Regions from separate parts of the Homo sapiens genome. Here region 1 is linked to region 2. A link is a loop called in an ENCODE intact Hi-C map of the cell type or tissue named here. Cell type or tissue: gastrocnemius medialis. All regions are shown on one strand. Links, peaks and the distances in the headings refer to the core of each region. The heading gives the core; the rest is flanking DNA.

Region 1 (8,913 bases), core at 522-8,521, 170 kb after region 2:
TAAGGAAGTATCACAAGAGTGAGTCCATGGGCCCAGTGTGAGATGAAGTTTGGTCAAAACTCCATTTATCAGCTCACCACCATAAACCTTTCCTTTGACTAGTAGACCAAGGGGGTAGTTTGAGTTCCCAGGAATTAGCAAAAATTAAAATCTAGTGTCTAGCGGCCCCTAAAAGGACTGCCTGTTTCCTCATTCCTCAGATCCAGTGTCTGCAGATCCCAGTGGTCAAGGCTTAGGAGTAGTTTTGCAGTATATATATGGATGTATTTGTGGCATTTTGCAGATTTCTTTCTCAAGAAGGCCAAGAACCGTGTTGATCACGTGGTTCCAGGACGTGAACCGGCTTAGGTCTGGGAAAGTGAAGGGGGGACCATGACTGCATTGTGGGGGCCGAAGTTGGCTTCTGGCCACAGATCGTGCTTGTCAGGATGGTTCAGTGTGCTGTCCACCCACTTCAATCCTAGAGGCTCCAGATAAAGCAGCTACCACCAAAGTGCCCCTCCATCAAGACATTCTGATTCCCACACTGGGTATGTGTGCAGTGGGAAAAGGAGGAGGGCAGGAACGGTATTATTTGACTGTTACCGGTGTCACCCAGCATTGCCTTTTTTTGCTCACAACTAACATTTAAGGCGGGTTTTCTCTGGCCTGAACTCTCCCCTCATGGGTGCTTTGTGGATTCTTTGGGAACCCCAAATGGAACACTTGGCTGCAGGTTCCTCTGTGTGGCTGCTGCTTTCCTCCCTCAATCTCCAGGAATTTGGGGGTCCATCTGTCTTCAGGGTCACCTTTCCCTTCTGGGCAGGTTTATGAGGCCAGCCCTTTGCCCCACGTGGCCCATATCTGTAAGAAACACTTACTTATGCATCAGTGGTCTTACTACTGGTAGAAGCACAGTTGGCTCCAAATGTGCCTCACACCTCTCTCTCTCTCGCTCTGTGTGTGTGTGTGTGTGTGTGTGTGTGTGTGTCTCTGTACCCCCTACCCTGTCTCTTCCCTTCCTCTCCTCCCCTTTCTTCTCTTCCCATCTACCCCCTCTGTCTCATGTTTAGAGTCTTCAGGTGAATCTCGGAAAACACGGCCTGTAACCCTGACACTTTGGGAGGCTGAGGCGGGCAGATCGCTTGAGCTCAGGAGTTCAAGCCTAGCCTGGGCAACATAGCGAAACCTTATCTCTACTAAAGGGGGCTGAGGCAGGAGGATCACTTGAGCCCAGGAGGTCAAGGCTACAGTGAGCAGTTATCACACCACTACACTCCAGCCTGGGTGATAGAATGAGACAGTATCTCAAAAAAAAAAAAAAAAAAAGAAAGAAAGAAAGAAAAAGAAAAAAGAAAAGTGGCCAGGCGCAGTGGCTCACACCTGTAATCCCAGCACTTTGGGAGACCAAGGCAGGTGGATCACCTGAGGTCAGGAGTTTGAGACCAGCCTGACCAACATGGTGAAACCCCGTCTCTACAAAAAATACAAAATTAGCCAGTTATGCTGGTAATCCCAGCAACCTGGGAGGCTGAGGCAGGAGAACTGCTTGAACCCAGGAGGTGGAGGTTGCAGTGAGCCGAGATCATACCATTGCACTCCAACCTGAGCAACAAGAGCAAAACTCCATCTCAAAAAAAAAGTTATATTATTTTATATATACTATATTCTATATAGCATCTACCTCATAGGGCTCTTGTGATAATTAAATTGAACAACCCTGGTGAAGAACCTAGTTAAAGTGCTCAAGAAATGGCAGGTATTATTAGTATTCCTATTAATATTATAAACCAGAGCACACAATGGCCCCAGCTGATCTACCAGGTCAGGAATCAGGGAACATTTCCTCCTCAGCTGCATCTCAGGCAGTGAAAGGCAAATCTCTCCAGAGGAGAGGCCCACAGATGCATCTGTGCTTTCCCACCACCATCGCGTGCCCGCCTGCACACAGGCAAGCAGCTTTTTGAGCTTTGGAACTTTACAGGGAGGACTGGATTTGGGATGAGGCCTGGGGTCGGGGAGCAAGAGGCCTGGAGCAGGGGCATTGGCCTCCAGCACACAGACATTTTCCAGTTTGCAAAGTTTCCAGCCTAGCAGAAGGAGGGTGGTTGGGGTTGGGGTTGGGGTTGGGGGAGTTGGCAGTCTGAGATGGATTAACATTTTCCTTCCTCGGGGCCTAGAGTAGTGGAGGAATTTGGAGAAGCCGCGAAGATAACTCAGGGCTGCTTTGAACATTTGAACCAAGGGCACTTCTGAAGCCAAGGGGTTGGGCGGCAGCATTGATTTTTAAGTTCATCACAGCTACAGCCTCAGATGTGGACTGTGCTGAGGGACCCAGGATCTGAACTCCTCACGGAGGCTGGTAGAAGAAATCTCCCAGGCTGTCTTTGCTGGGGACCATAACCAAAACTCTCTCCCCAAGATTTAAAAAAAAAAAATTCAGCCCTCAGAGTCCCAAGCAGGCCCTGGGGCTGTCACGAATTTCTGTGTAGTCCTTTCTGTGAAGTTCTTGGCTCTTCCCCAAGCCATGAAACCACTCCCAGAACTGGGTCAACAGAAATCATCCAGAGCAGAGAGCCAGCCACTACCTTACCTACTCAGGAGGCTCTGCAGAGGGCCAGGGCAGTCGGAGCCCTGTCCCACCAACAGTCTTGCTGTGGGACAACCATGTCCCACCAGCAGTCTTGCTCCCTTCTCCTTCGGCATTATACCCAGGGTGTGACTGGCTCCCAGCCTATGGGAAAGATGGAACTTTTTCACGGGTTTCTGGCTGAGAAGCTGCAGACATCCGAGGGACGTGCCTTCTGAGCCAGCTGCCCCAAATGGCCAAGCAGTCTCTCAACAGCAGTGCCCATTAGCTAATGCATATAACACATCTGGGGATGGGTGCACCCCATCTGTACTTCCCACCAAATGGCTCTCAGGTTGAGGAACCGTCTGTGTATCTCTAAGGAGGCATGTTGCCAAGGACCCTACCGTGGTACCAGCATTGTCCACTGAGGCCGAAGCCATTTCTCCAAGTTCATGCCTGCCCTTTGCCCTTGGAGGAGTCAGTGGAGCTGGGGACTGAACAACAAAGGACTTCAGGTTGGGACTAATGGACCTGCAGGTGCCCTGAGATTGGGGGAGTTATGACAATCGTACTTTCTTTTCTTCTTAATTTATTTTTATTTTATTTATTTTTATTTATTTATTTATTTATTTATTTTTTGAGACGGAGTCTTGCACTGTCGCCCAGGCTAGAGTGCAGTGGTATGATCTCAGCTCACTGCAACCTCTGCCTCCCAGGTTCAACCAATTCTCCTGCCTTAGCCTCCCAAGTAGCTGGGATTACAGGCATGCTCCACCACACCTGGCTAATTTTTGTATTTTTAGTAGAGACAGGATTTCACCATGTTGGTCAGGCTGGTCTCGAACTCCTGACCTCAGGTGATCCACCCACCTCAGCCTCCCAAAGTGCTGAGATTACAGGCGTGAGCCACCGCGCCTGGCCGATAATCATGCTTTCTTTTGCCCTCACTGTCGGAGATTTGGACTTACTGCCAGAAGCATCCTTCCAGCATCCAGCAGAAACTCGAAGATGCTTTTTCCTGAGAACCCAGGTAAAGAAGGAGGTCCCCTTTATGGTGTAGTCACACTACCCCCTGCTGGACAGAAGGCAGCATGGCGATGAGGGCCTGCAGTGCCCAGCATCCATGGATATTTGCCAAGTGTCGTGGGCAAGGTATTAGACACACAGTAAGCACTCAGTAACAGTCACTTATTGTTATCGTTTAGTTGCTGTTGTTGTCATAGAGTGAGGACCACCACAGAAGATCAGAGAAAGAAGTTACTGTGAGGCAGAGGGTCGCTATCGCCTTCTGGGCTCTGCCTCTGGCTGTCTATCCCAGGGGAGATGTACGCAGAGCTCTTGAGGGGAAGAAGCTGCTTATGGGCCATCATCACCTACAAGGGCACCTCCCACTTCCACAGACGGGCTCCGATCACCTGGGCCCCAAACGCCCTTGAACTAGCCTCTGTGTTGCCAAGTTCTTTCTGCCCGTGTTCCCTGAGCAGACCCTCTGCAACCTCAGCTGGTCCCCGCACTGCAAACATTTGCTGATCTATTCAGCTCAATTTAAGCTGCAGCAGACCGAAACCTCAAGTGAGCTAACATGACCTTGCTGTTTTCATTTTCATCGAGATAAGAAAATGCCAAGATAAGTAATTGTCAGAGTTAATAATTTAAAAATGCAATAGACCTTGTAATTAAAAATAAGCTGAAGGAGGCCACAAAGTGATTGTAATAATGTTTCAAGGGCCAATCACACAAAACCCTCCTCTGGCTGTGCCAGGAGAGCTGGAAGGAAAGAATCAAACTCTTGGAGGCTCTGAGCAGTTTATGTACCAGGAAAATCCTTTTCTTAAAATCTGGTCCATCAGAAAGCTTTGGATACATTTATCCAATACTGGCCACACCTTCATGAATTTTCCCTACTTATTCATGTATCTTTTCGTTTGTTTGTTTGTTTGAGACAGAGTCACACTCCGTCACCCAGGCTGGAGTGCAGTGGCCCGATCTCTGCTCACTGCAACCTCCGCCTCCCGGGTTAAAGCGATTCTCCAGCCTCAGCTTCCCAAGTAGCTGGGATTATAGGCACCCACCACCGCACCTGACTAATTTTTTGTATTTTTAGTAGAGATGGGGTTTCACCATGTTGGCCAGGCTGGTCTTGAACTCCTGACCTCAGGCGATCCACCCGCCTCAGCTTCTCAAAGTGCTGGGGTAACAGGCGTGAGCCACAGTGCCCGGCTATTCATGTATCTTTTATCAGAAGTAATTATGGACTCCCTTTCTCCCTGGCCTAACTGGAATCTGTGGACTCTGTGGCATGCTATGTTTTCTGGTTGGAATGGGATTACTGAGTCAGGAAGCTATACCCTTCTGGTACATTCCCAAAGAATCTAACACATCACTTTGAAGCCTCAGTCCCCTCCCTCTCTGGTGAGCCTTGGCGTGTTATCAAATGGTTTCCTTGTTTCATGCAGAAGGGCTGATGAGGAAAACACTGTGCCCTTCATTGATTGGCATTCATACTTGCTCTACTGAGAGAGCAAAGAGGCCTTATACCATCACCCAGGAAGGTTGCAGCTCCCATTTCTGATGGCCACTCAGTTGGTAGCAGATCAGGCTTCCCTCTGCCTTCTTAGCTTCCAGGGCAGGATACAGCTTCCCAACTCAGTAATCCCTTTCCAACTGAAAACTTAGAATGCCACAGCATTCACAGATTTCCACTTAGAGAACCTCCTCTACAGTGTATTTTCCAGACCCAATTGTTTTATTTTTAAATCCACAAACTTTTATTATTTCATTGTAACTAATTCTGACCATCATATCATAGACTTTTCCTCCCTTAAAACACACACACACACACACACACACACACACACACACACACACACACCTGGGTTTCCTCAAAAATCTAAGCCTGTCCATGGAAGGAACATCATCATCCTGCCAGTGACAATGGATACAAGGCAGAAAAGGACTCTGCAAGCTGGTGGGAGGGCAGAGAGAGGGGATGGTGGAATCAGGACAAGATATGGTCAAGGGTGTGTCCAGGCACACCATCCTACCTGGCCTCAAGGTATTATCCACCAATGTGGTCAAGCGAACCCCAAAAAACCAGACCCAGTAACCAAGGTAGCTCTGCCTGCTTCCCTTGTTCATGACCTTAGGCCCCAAAGCCAGAGGGCTCACAAGAACATGACCAAGAAAGGAAGTCAGAGGTATATTTATAAAACTAACAAAAGGAAGCCCAGAAATCATCTTTGGAAACCTAGGAAGTCTCTGGAATCTTAGAACCTGCAGAGACCTCCCCTTCAACAGAAACGGAATTTTCAGAGAAAACATCAAGACTTTAGGGAGGTAGATTCACTTATCCAAAGAACATACAGACCCCATAAATGTTCACCCTGGCCAACAGTCTCCCTGCTCAGGGCACCTGAAACAGAACTACCACATTTCTACCCATCACAAACCCAACCACAGACTATGGGTGCCAGAAGGGCAAGAAGGGAGGGTCCAGCCCCTAGAGTAACCCAGTGATGGATCCCAAAGGGCCATACCTGATCCTATAATGTGAAATTGGTGTCCTCAAGCTCAGACATCTGTTTCTGGGAGAGAAGAGGAAAAGGAGAGGATCAGAAGGAGTCCTCAGGCTTCCAAAAAGGATAGAAGTGTGTTCTTATCTTCCACTATGGAAATACAATTGGGTCTGGGTTCTTGAGAGCCTGTGGATGGGTTAGGCAAGGCCAGGGGTCCCCCTCCAAGCAATGCTCCTGAGCTCCAAAATGAAATCTCTGGGTTCCTTTCCAAAATATGAACTTGATTTGTATGTTCTTTTCTTCAAACGTGGAAAAGATGAGCTCACTGCAATATTTTTTCTCAATTTTCTTTGGAACCAAGATTTGACCCCAGGAGCCAATCCAAGCATCATGTGTTTGGTGAACCTTTCCCTTGCCCTGTATCCCCAAAACTCAGCACAGGGCCTGGCTCAGTACAGGCAATCACTAGATGTCTATTGAATGAATGAGTTGCTTGTGGGCTCCTAGAGCAGAGTGAGACACCAAGCTTCACATTCTTTATAGGCATAGCATATCTCAGGGTAACTTTCCTGTGCTGGTGTTTCATTTGGCCATGCCTCCTTCCTAATGGGCTGAAAGACATGCCTTGTGTGTCTCCCGCTGTTGGAACAGTGTTTACTACATGGCTTTCTGCCTACAGGCCCAAGGCCAACAATCTAGCCCATGAGTTAATGACTTTCAGCAGCAAAGAAGCCCAGTAGACCTTTGAAACGGTCTACTACTCTCAACCAGGCAGCAGGGCAACCTTAACTTTTTCACTGTAAAAGGGCAGACTAATATAGGCAGAACTGGATTTGTAATAAGAAATGAACACACTCTATCTGGTGGTAACGGTAAGATGAATCATTTCCAGGATCCGAGAAAATCTTACGCCAGTGTTTATGTAGTAGAAGCTCCTTCATTTGGAGTCTGCTAAAGGCAGGGGGTTGCAAGACATTACAGCTATGCACTTACAGAGCCTAACAAGTAGTTGCCATACTGCTCATAGAGACCTGACAAAGGGTCAGAGAAAGTGGCTAGCTCTGCCTGGCGTCTGTCTCAACATCTTTGCCAACACATGCTTCACTTCATCAAGAAAGAAAGAGGGAAACTTCTGCTTCCAGCTATGATGGAGTAGTTGGTACCAGTCTAGCCCTCCCACCACGTGTTAGTTTGCTATTGCTATAAAGGAATACCTGAGGCTGGGTAATTTATAAAGAAAAGAGTTTTACTTTGGCTTATGGTTCTGCAGGCTGAACACGAAGCATGGTGCCAGCATCTGCTTCTGGTAAGGGCCTCCGGATGCTTATAATCATGGCAGAAAGCAAGTGGGGAGCAGGTGCATCACATGACAAGAGAGGGAACAAGGGTGGGAGGAGGTGCCAGGCTCCTTTAAACAACCAGCTCTTGCATGAACTAACAGAGCAAGAATGCGTTCATTACCATGGGGAGGGCATCAAGCCATTCATGAGGGACCTGCCTCCAAGACCCAAACATCTCCCACCAGGCCCCATCTCCAACACTGAGGATCACATTTCAACATTAGATTTGGAGAGTCAAACTATATCAGGCCAGGCACAGGGGCTCACGCCTGTAATCTCAGCACTTTGGGAGGCCAAGGTCGGGGGATCACTTGAGGTCAGGAGTTCAAGATCAGCCAAGGCAACATGGCGAAACGCTGTCTCTACTAAAAATACAAAAATTAGATGGGCAGTAGTGGTGTGCCCCTGTAATCCCAGCTACTCTGGAGGCTGAGGCAAGAGAATCACTTGAGCCTAGGAGGCAGAGATTGCGGTGAGCCGAGATCACGCCACTGCACTTCAGCCTGGGTGACAGAGGGAGACTCCATCTCAAAAAAAAAGAAAGAAGTTATCATTGATAGAACCTGGGTAAAGTGTACATAGGACCCCTGTATTATTTCTTCCAACTGCATGTGAATCTACAGTTTATCTCAAAGTAAAAAGGTTATATATACTCATAATATTTTATATGTTAATTATTAAATATTAAAATATATGATTAATATATTAAAATGTTTATAATATTAAATTCATATATAGCTAGATCAATATCTGGAAACACCACCAACATCCATTAACAGGAGAATGGATAAACAAATTTTGGTTTATTCACTCAATGAATACTACTCAGTGTTATTGATGAATCTCAGCAATAAAAAGGAATGACTATTGATAATTCAACAATATAGATGAATCTAAAAATTAAAAGCAAAAATATTATATAGACCAAAAGAAGCTAGACAGAAAAGAACATACACTTTTGATTCTATCTATCTGAAATTCTAGAACAGGCAGAACTAATCTATTGTGATAGAAATCAGAAAGTAGTTACCTCTGGAAGATGGGTGAAGAATTGCCTAGAAAATGGCACTAGGGAATTTTCTGGAGTGATGGAAATATCTTTTATCTTGTTTGGGGGTGGCAGTTACAAAGATATATACAGTTGTCAAAACTGATTAAATGTTTAAAATCTATGAATTTATGTATGTAAAGTATACCTCAATAAAACAGAGCTGTAATTTCCTCAAAAAAAAATAACTGTTCATGAAAAGATACCATTCTGAAAGTGACAAGGCAAGTCACAGCATACAAGTGGCTGTTTATCGCATATAGAACTAATGAGGGCTTATATCCGGAACAGAGAACTCACACAAATAAGAAAAAGACAAACACCCCAATGGAAAAATAAGCAAGTGACTTAAACAAGCACATCACAAAAGAAGATATGCAAATGTCCAATCAACACATGAAAAATTATCAATATGATTAGTCATCAGGGAAAGACAAAGTCAAACCACAAGGAGAGGCC
Region 2 (8,913 bases), core at 485-8,484:
CAGAAAGGTTACCCTGAATTTTCCCTCAGAGAACAGAGAAGCTTCTGTTATGGAAAAAGGAAGAAGAATAAAGCTCCAATATTAAAAAGCTTTGAAAAGTGTTTCAATGCAAGGAAGTTAGCTCCACTGCTGGGGTACCTTGATGCTCAAGAAAGACAACTATTGTTTCCTGCATGTTACATCAGGTATTCAAGCCTCTTCAGGTCTGTCCTGTGGATCACAGGATTGTTGTGTGGAAAGCTACACTGCTTCTCCAAATAGGACACAGAGCCTGTTGCAAAGACATCAGTACATCTGAACTTCTGCTTGCTGGCTTTACCAGCAGCTTCTGGCTTCAAAGAAAGTTCTTTGGGCGATGTTTTCTAATTCCGGAAGAGAACCACATGTACCTAAATCTTCTTGATTCGCCCAGGTACACATCAAAAGACAGGATTTGAAATCATTTCTGGATTCCAGAGATCAATCCTGTCTTTACTGCTCACCCAAGCCCTGCTGAGCCAGAAAGCCATCATGCCTGCCACAGGAAAGGGGGATTGGTGATTCCAGTGGCTGGAAATGTGCCCAATAGCACACATTTTCCAGAATCATTTATAAGGAGAAGTGACAGTGCTTGGTCTCATCATGGCTCTGACACTGGTAAATCTCTGGGATTCTGTTTCCTCCTCGGTATACAATATTCAAAAAGATGTGGACCATATGACGCCAATGTCTCTTCCAGCTCTGACATGCTGGATATTTGACTTCCTGAACATGCCACTCTGTAGGGTCTGGTTACCCCTGCCCCACGTCCCATAAAGCTACTCTGGTCCATCAGTATCATCAGTGGCAAAGCTAGAGCAAAGGGGCCCCTAGCTCTGCCCAACACAGCCATCTACAAACCTTCTGTGGGGTTATAGATGGTAGCAAGGGTTCACCTTCATAAGTAAGTATTTCCATTTCCAGTCTTTAAAAAATTACATAAACTAATTCTTTTTAAAAAATCTTTATGTATTTAGGAGGTACAAGTACAGATTTTTTATATACATATATTGCATAGTGGTGACACCTGGTCTTTTAGTGTACCCATCACCTGAATAGTGAACATTGTACCCAATAGGAATTTTCCATCCCTCAATCCCCTCCCAACTTTCCCACCTTTTGTAGCCTTTGGTGTCTATTATTCCACTCTATACATCCATGGGTACCCATTGTTCAGCTCTCACTTATAAGTGAGAACATGTGGCATTTGATTTTCTGTTTGAGTTATTTCACTTAGGGTAATGGCCTCCAGTTCCATGTATGTTGCTGCAAAAGACATGATTTCATTCTTTTTGATGGCTGAGTAGTATTCCGTGGGGTGTGTGTGGGTGTGTTTGTGTGTGTGGGTGTGTGTGTGTATAACATTTTCTTTATCTAGTCCTCCATTAATGGACACTTAAGTTGATTCCATATCTTTCCTATTGTGAATAGTGTTACAATAAACATATGAGTGCAGGTATCATTTTAATATAATTATTTCTTTCCCTTTGGGTAGATACTCAGTTGCTGGATTGAAAGATAGTTCTATTTTTAGTTCTTTAAGAAATCTCCATATTATTTCCCATAAAGGTTGTACTAATTTACATTCCCACCAACAGTGTGTAAGTATACTCTTTTTTCCACATCCTTGCCAATATCTGTTGTTTTTTGACTTTTTAATAATAGCCATTCTGATGGTGTAAGATGGCGTCTCATTGTGGTTTTAATTTGCATTTCTCTGATGATTAGTGATGTTGAGCAGTGTTTTCATATGTTTGTTGGCTGCTTGTATGTCTTCTTTCAAAAAAGGTCTGCTCATGTCCTTTGCCCAATTTTTAATGGGGTTTTCTTGTTGAGTTGTTTGAGTGCCTTACAGATCCTAGATATTAGCCCTTTGTAAGATGCATAGTGTGCAAATATTGTTTCCCATTCTACAGGTTGTCTGTTTACTCTGTTGATTGTTTCTTCTGCTGTGCAGAAGTTTTTAGTTTAATTACATCTTCTTTATTTTTGGTTTTGTTATTCTTGTTGTTGTTTTGTTTGTTTGAGGACCTGGTCGTAAATTCTTTGCCTAGGCCAATGTCCAGAAGAGTTTTTCATAGGTTTTCTTCTAGGATTTTTACAGTTTCAACTTATGTTTAGGTCTTCAATCCATCTTGAGTTAATTTTTATATATGGTGAGAGGTATGCATCTAGTTTCCTTCTTCTGCATGACTATCCAATTTTCACAGCATCATTTATTGAATAGAATGTTCTTTCCCCAGTGTATATTTTTGTCAACTTTGTTGAAGATCAGTTGATTGTAAGAGGGTGGCTTTATTTCTAGGCTTTTTATTCTGTTCCATTGATCCATGTGTCTGTTTTTATAGCAGTGCCATGCTGTTTTGGTTACTACAGCCTTGTAATATAATTTGAAGTCAGACAATATGTTGCCTTCAGCTTTGTTCTTTTTGGTGAGGTTTTTTGATGATTCAGGCTCTTTTTTGATTCCATATGAATTTTGGTATTGTTTTTTCTGACTCTGAAAAACAACATTCATAATTTGATAGGGGTTGCATTGAGTCGGTGGATTGCTTTGGGCAGTATGGTCATTTTAACAATATTGATTCTTCTAATCCATGAGCATGGGATGCTTTATTTGTTTGAGTCTTGTACAATTTCTTTAATCAGTGTTTTGTAGTCCTCCTTATAGAGATCTTTCATTTCCTTGGTAAAGCATATTTCTAGGTTTTGTTTAGTTTTGTTGTTGTTGCTGTTGTAGCTATTGTAAATGGAATTGCTTTCTTGATTTGGTCCTCAGCTAGATTCTTATCAGTGTATAGAAACACTACTGATTTCTGTACATTAATTTTTTTGTATCCTGAAACTTTACTGAATTTATTTATCAAACCTAAGGATTTTTTTTTGTGGAGTCTTTAGGGTTTTCTAGATGTAACATCATATCATCAATGAACAGGGATAATTTGACTTCCTCTTTTCCAATCTGGATGCCTTTTATTTTTTTCTCCCGCCTGATTGCTCTGGTGAGGACTTCCTAAACTAATTCTTTAGAAATTAAAGATCTCTTTAATGTACATCAAGAGAGCAATAGCAGTTTGTGAAGATCAGATGAACCTGCAAACAAATCAGTTTTGTAATCAATTTGTAACTTAGCTGAACAAGTGCTAACTGCCATAGTGGGTTTGATCATTATACTGTTTTCAAATGTTCTTATTCTTAGTTATACATTATTTAATTTCTACTCACAATGGATCATTGGTTAGAGTCAGAAAGCATAGAAACACTGATGCTAACATACAATAAATTAATGAAGACTGCCAAAAAGGACAATAATTCTTCAAAATAACCCGGGATGATTTTTGCCAGGTAAGTAAGTTGCATCCATCTGATCAGAAATCACATATAATGCATCTAGATGTCTTTAGTACTGCAAAATTAAAATGTTTAAAGAAGAAAATATAGTGACAATTATATCCAATTTGGCTTTCCATTTGTTGGAAATAAAGATTGCTCATAGATGCCATATGTTATTTGTGGCAAAGTGTTTACAAAAAACAGCATGAGGCCATCTCTCTTATCTTGTCATTTAAAACATAATGCAAATGTTGTAAAAATAAACCATTTGTGTTTTTTAGTGCAAAATGCAAGAATCCAAAATACCAGGTCATGAAAGTAGTTTTTGTCCATTTGATGTTGAATCATGTAGTTAAATTTCAATCTGCATTTTAATATATATTCAGTCTCCAACTGTCTTAGTCCAGTTTGTGCTGCTATAATAAAATACCACCAACGGAGTAATTTATGATGAACAGAAATTTATTTGGCTCACAGCTCTGGAGGCTGGGAAGTTCAAGTTCAAGGGGCCATACCTAGAGAGAGCCTTTTTGCTGTGTCATTCCATGGAGGAAGGTAGAAAAGCAAGAGAACACATGTGCACGAGAGAGCCAGGGAGGGCCAAATTTACTTTTATAACAAATCCACTCCTGCAATAACAAACCCACTTCCAAGATAATGGTATTAGTCCATCATGAGGGCAGAATCCTCATGACCTAATCACCTCTTAAAGGTACTACTTCTCAACACTGTTGCATTGGGGATTAATTTCTAATAATGAACTCTGAGGGACACACACAAACCATAGCACCAACGAATGTCATAATTTCTTTGTTGGCAAAGCATGCTTTTCCTTACGTAACTAATTAAAAAGAAACTAAATTGACTAATGCCTGTAAAGCACTTAATATGGCACCTAATATATAAAAAGCACAAAATAAATGTTAACTATTATTATTATTATTAAATTATCAATTGTTAAATGGGAAAAAGTTTAATTTGTTCTAATACAGAATTAATATTACTAAATGCTATTTATGGGAAAAAATTATAACACAAACTTTAACAATATTGATCTCAAATTTTTAATTACAATTTTACCTTCATTATATACCATTCAAGAATGACTAAGTGATTTTTAAAAATTCTTATGGGGACTGGAAGATTAAAGTACTACAAAATAAGTTCATATGACCAAAAAAAAAAAAAAAGTTGAGAAAGAGCAATGACCCTGCTCAGCCACTGTCTTGATTTGTCCTCGATATTTCTTTCTGCTTTTCTCTAAGAAGAATGCTCTGCTCTGTGCCTGGGGAGACTGACCTGTATAGATTGCAAATATGGGTTTCCTTCACCTCTGGCTTCTAGTTCAGCCAACAGGAGGCACCAGGTGATTAGAGGGTAGACAGAGAGAGAAGACAGAGTATTTATTCCCTTACCTACTCTCCTTCTAGGCAGCAATTTAACAGGAGCCACATTTCTCTACCTAAGACTACAACAACGTGATAGACCTCTCTCCCTTGCGTACAGCTTTCTTTGGGTCCCAGTAACAGCTTCTTTCCTTTCCTCTTTCAGTTTAGAGAAGGTATCAGCTTACTGTTCTTACTAGTTCCTGCGTGCTTCATCTTCTTTTTGTTTGTTCCCTTCATCCTGCTCATGCCTTTATAAATAGTACTTGCATTAACCTCTCTTTAATTACTCTTTTGAGTGTGTCACTTTTCTCCTGACTTTTAAAATAATTGGTATTGGAACTGGCCCCAGGAAGCAGGCCTTAAAAATAGAATTTGAAGATTGGGTTACTCACCCATTTGTAGAGAGCAAGAACAAGCTTCTAAGGGTAGACGGGATAGTGATCATCTGTAGCATTACGATTAAAATTATCACTGGTCATGGCATATGATGGAGTGCAGGTGGAAGAAAAAGAAGTGTTGAGACCTGAAGTGGCTCTGGCACTTTGTCACTATAAGAGCAATGGTGATTATGAAAACCCTGGGATACGCTAACCGCTTCTGACTGCTCTAGAGAGAACACACACAGAGAAGGACAAAATGAAAACAGTGAATTCCTGAATAAAAGAATAGTTGGAAATCAGGAAGACTTTCTTGGCAGTTTTGAAGGAGTTTCTCATCATCTGTAGTTGCAGAACAGATACGGCTGAAGATCAAGCATAAAGCCTAAGTATGAGGATTACAGAGTTGTGGTACCAGTGAATATGCCTCTTTGCCAGGGCTCTTAGGCTAAGGTAGCGATTCTCAATCAGAAGTGATTTGCTTGTCAGGGAACATTTGGCAATGTCTGAAGACATTTTGGGTTGCCACAACTGTAGAGGGTACTACTGGTATCTAGTGGGTAGAGGCTAAAGATGCTGTAAACGTCCTAGAATACACAGGATAGCCCCCCATAACAATTATTTAGCCCCAAAAGTTAGTAGTGCTGAAGTTAAGAAACATTGTGCTAAGGTCATGTCACTGATAAGCAAAATCTAAGACACTGATACATGGGATAGGGACACTTACGTAGTTGAGAACATTGAATCCCTAAATCCTCTTAAAATTTGTTTGCTGGTTGAAACATACTCTTATCTTATAATAAAAGCCATTTGCTTTCACATGGCCGGGATGGCAGTATACCTTTGCCATCTTATCTACTTATAGATAAAGCTATTATCTACCCTCTTATTCTCTGTCATAGTATAGCCTTAATTGTTTTGCTATCTCATAGAAAATCACGGTAGTCTGTTACATTGATATTATTAGGCTAATTGTACCTTTTGAGCAGGACTAAGAACCATACATATTTTAGCAAGACATGCATGCCAGAAAATGGATGATAAATCTTGCACAAATTCAAAGACTTGACACATAAGTGAAGTTTCTAAGAATGCAATAGTCTAGAATGTATAGGTATATTTCTTCTAAAATGACAAAAAAAAAATGTTGCTTTTCCTTCCACCATTCACTACAAAGAAAAGCACAACTTGATTGAGCCTCTTGGAATTGCAGAGGAAACATATACCTTGCAGTTACCTCTTGCCAAATAATGGGTAAATCTCCTAGTTTGTGAGAGGTCTTGATCAAGACAAGTTTCTATAGAAGGTCCTGGCAATAAACTTCTCTATTATTTGGTGATCCAGTATATCCAGTTGTACTAGAAATATCTGTGGCAGACAGAGATGTTATACAGAGCATCTAACAAGCCTGAATAGGGAAATTACAGCATAAATCCCATGGTTTTAAAGTAAGAATTCTGCCAATAATTGTTCTCCATCTGTAAAGCAGCTTCTGCCTTCCCAGTAAGCCCTGGCAAAGACCAAACACCAGATCATGGGACACCAATCTAGTGGGTAGAGGCTAGAGATGCTGTAAACACACTAGAATTCACAGGATAGCCCTCTATAACAATTATTCAGCCCCGAAAGTCAGTAGTGCTGAAGTTGAGAAACACTGTGCTAAGGTAATGGTATTGACGACAAAAACCACCGATTACAGTGTTATGTGATTCACTGAATCATAAAATTGGAAGTACATAGCGGAACTCCATTTTCAAATGGAAATGATATTTATAAGATCAAGCCTGAGCAGGCCCAGAAGGTGGAAGAGTAGATTGTACAACAGGTGACTTAGACTCCTGTGGTACCTGCTCCTACTGATTCACCACTTCTGTCTTGACCCACACCTCATAGGGAACTTCCTATTATCAACAGGAGAAGAAAGCATGGCCTGGTTTACTGACATTTTGCACAGTGTGATGAAATGAGTCAGAATAGACAATATATTACAATCCCACTCAAGGGTGACTCTAAAAGACGATGGTGAAGGGAAATGCTCCCAGTGGGCAGAATCAATGTTAATTGTTTATTTTGTTCTCCCATTTTCCCCACTACCTTATATGAAGGACACAAGTAGAAGCTAATATTTTAAGCTGATTCCTAGGAATTGACATCATCCCAATAAGACCCAGTAGCTGATGAGACTCTGTGTTCCACTATGTTGGGGCCATGCTTTTTCCCTGACAAGAGAGTAGAGCAGGGGCTGAACATGCTGGAGAGTCCCTATTTGCTCTCCAGGTCTATGCTCCACCCATCTCTACCCTGCTCTGTGCTCTGGGTGGCAGCCTACAGAGACTATATCACCCAAGTTCCCTTGTCCTCTGGCTTTGTGGTTTAGTTTGTCAATGGGAGGTACCAGCAGCCAGAGGAAAAAGAGATTGGGGTGTTTATGTCCCAAGCTGCCTTTATGCCAAATCTTAGTTTACAATAATAGCTTAAGGCCACAGATTCTGTTTGGCAGCCTCTCTCTTATGGCTACAGCTCTCCTTGAGTTCCAGTAACATCTCCTTCTCCTTTCCCCTTCAGTCCTAAAGGTAGTAATGGTTTGCCCATGTTGCTAGTCCCAGGGTACAACAATCATCTCTTGCTGGTTCCCTTAATCCTGCCCACAGTATTCTAAATAGCCCCTTCTTTAACCTCCCTTAAATTGCTCTTTTGGGTTTTCTATCTTTTTTCCTGGTAAGATCCTAACTGAAGCAAATACCTTTATTTCTCAGAGCAGAGAACTGAGGCCTAGAGGAAGGATAGGTACAGCTTCTCCTTGACTGCCCATGAGAGGCACTCTGGGGACCTGATCACACCGAGTACTTACCTCCAGAAACCTCCTTTTCTGTATTCAGATAACAAAATGGTTTGCAGGCTGGTGAAAAAGGTTTTCCATAGAGGGAAACAGAGTTAGCACCAAGGTAGGTCTCTAACCCAGGGCTCTAGGGCCCCAGCTCTGAATGCTTCCAGGCCATCTATTGTCAATGATTTCACAGAGGAGGCCTGTATGTCCGAAAGGTCCCACTGACTTGGCTTACCCACCTCTGGCTTGAATGTATGGCCTACCCCTTTGTGCCTAAATGACCCTCAGGAGGGCCATGGAGAGCCCACCCCTAAGATAGTACCTCAGCTTCCCATCACTCATTCATTCACACACACGTGCACATGAACTCACTCCCCACCATGTACCAGGCACTGCACCAAGCATAGAAATAATGATTTTATTTGGCTCACAAGACAGGTGGAAGAGTTCCTAGGCAAATAGATATCACTTTTAAAATGAGAAGGAAAAATAGGAAATAGTTAAACATTCACAATGGAAAATTACACAGCTATTAAAGATATGTATATATATATACAATAGAGAGTTTAAAACAGCATAGAAAGTTTTTATGACAAAATGTTTAGAGGAAAAGTAGAATACAAAATGTTATACAGTATGCTTATGTAAAATGCATAAGGAAAAAATGGACTGGAAGGAAATGCACCAAAATGCTAATAGTGGGACGTAGCGTGACATTTCTCTGTATTTAACAACTTTCTTATAACAGATATCAATTAACTTATGTCTTGTTATGACCTTCTTAATTACACAAGTAGTTTTGAAAACTATTTTTTAGATATTCAAACTGTAGTTATGAAACAAAATCCCAGTTGAGAATGCCACTTCTAATCCCAGTCTCCTCCCAAGACAATCACTGTTTTCAGTTTGATTTGTCTGGTTTCTTATGTACAGAGAGAAACAAAGTTAATATTTATGGGAGGTTTTCAAC

The links. Hi-C counts contacts between places; a loop is a spot of excess contacts. Peaks named below come from ENCODE experiments on the same cell type or tissue, not always from the same donor. Only the 100,000 strongest peaks of a DNase experiment are listed, where the experiment ranks them.
Region 1: a loop joins it to region 2, with 3 times the contacts of the local background. A loop is called at or near these places in 3 of 110 quality-filtered maps.

The regions. Positions count from the first base shown.
Region 1 is chr5:133,940,822-133,949,734 of GRCh38, forward strand. It overlaps LOC105379182 (a long non-coding RNA gene), which reads right to left. Exons shown (of 5, transcript XR_948797.3): 3 at 6,088-6,135. Among named protein-coding and RNA genes, the nearest start is that of C5orf15, 23 kb to the right of the region's middle. In gastrocnemius medialis, for the core only: a CTCF peak has its summit at 3,630 (motif pointing left); no DNase peak of the experiment used is centred there.
Region 2 is chr5:133,768,732-133,777,644 of GRCh38, forward strand. It overlaps a transcript of FSTL4 not described here. Among named protein-coding and RNA genes, the nearest start is that of WSPAR, 140 kb to the right of the region's middle. In gastrocnemius medialis, for the core only: no CTCF peak of the experiment used is centred there; no DNase peak of the experiment used is centred there; H3K27ac peaks cover 1,103 bases.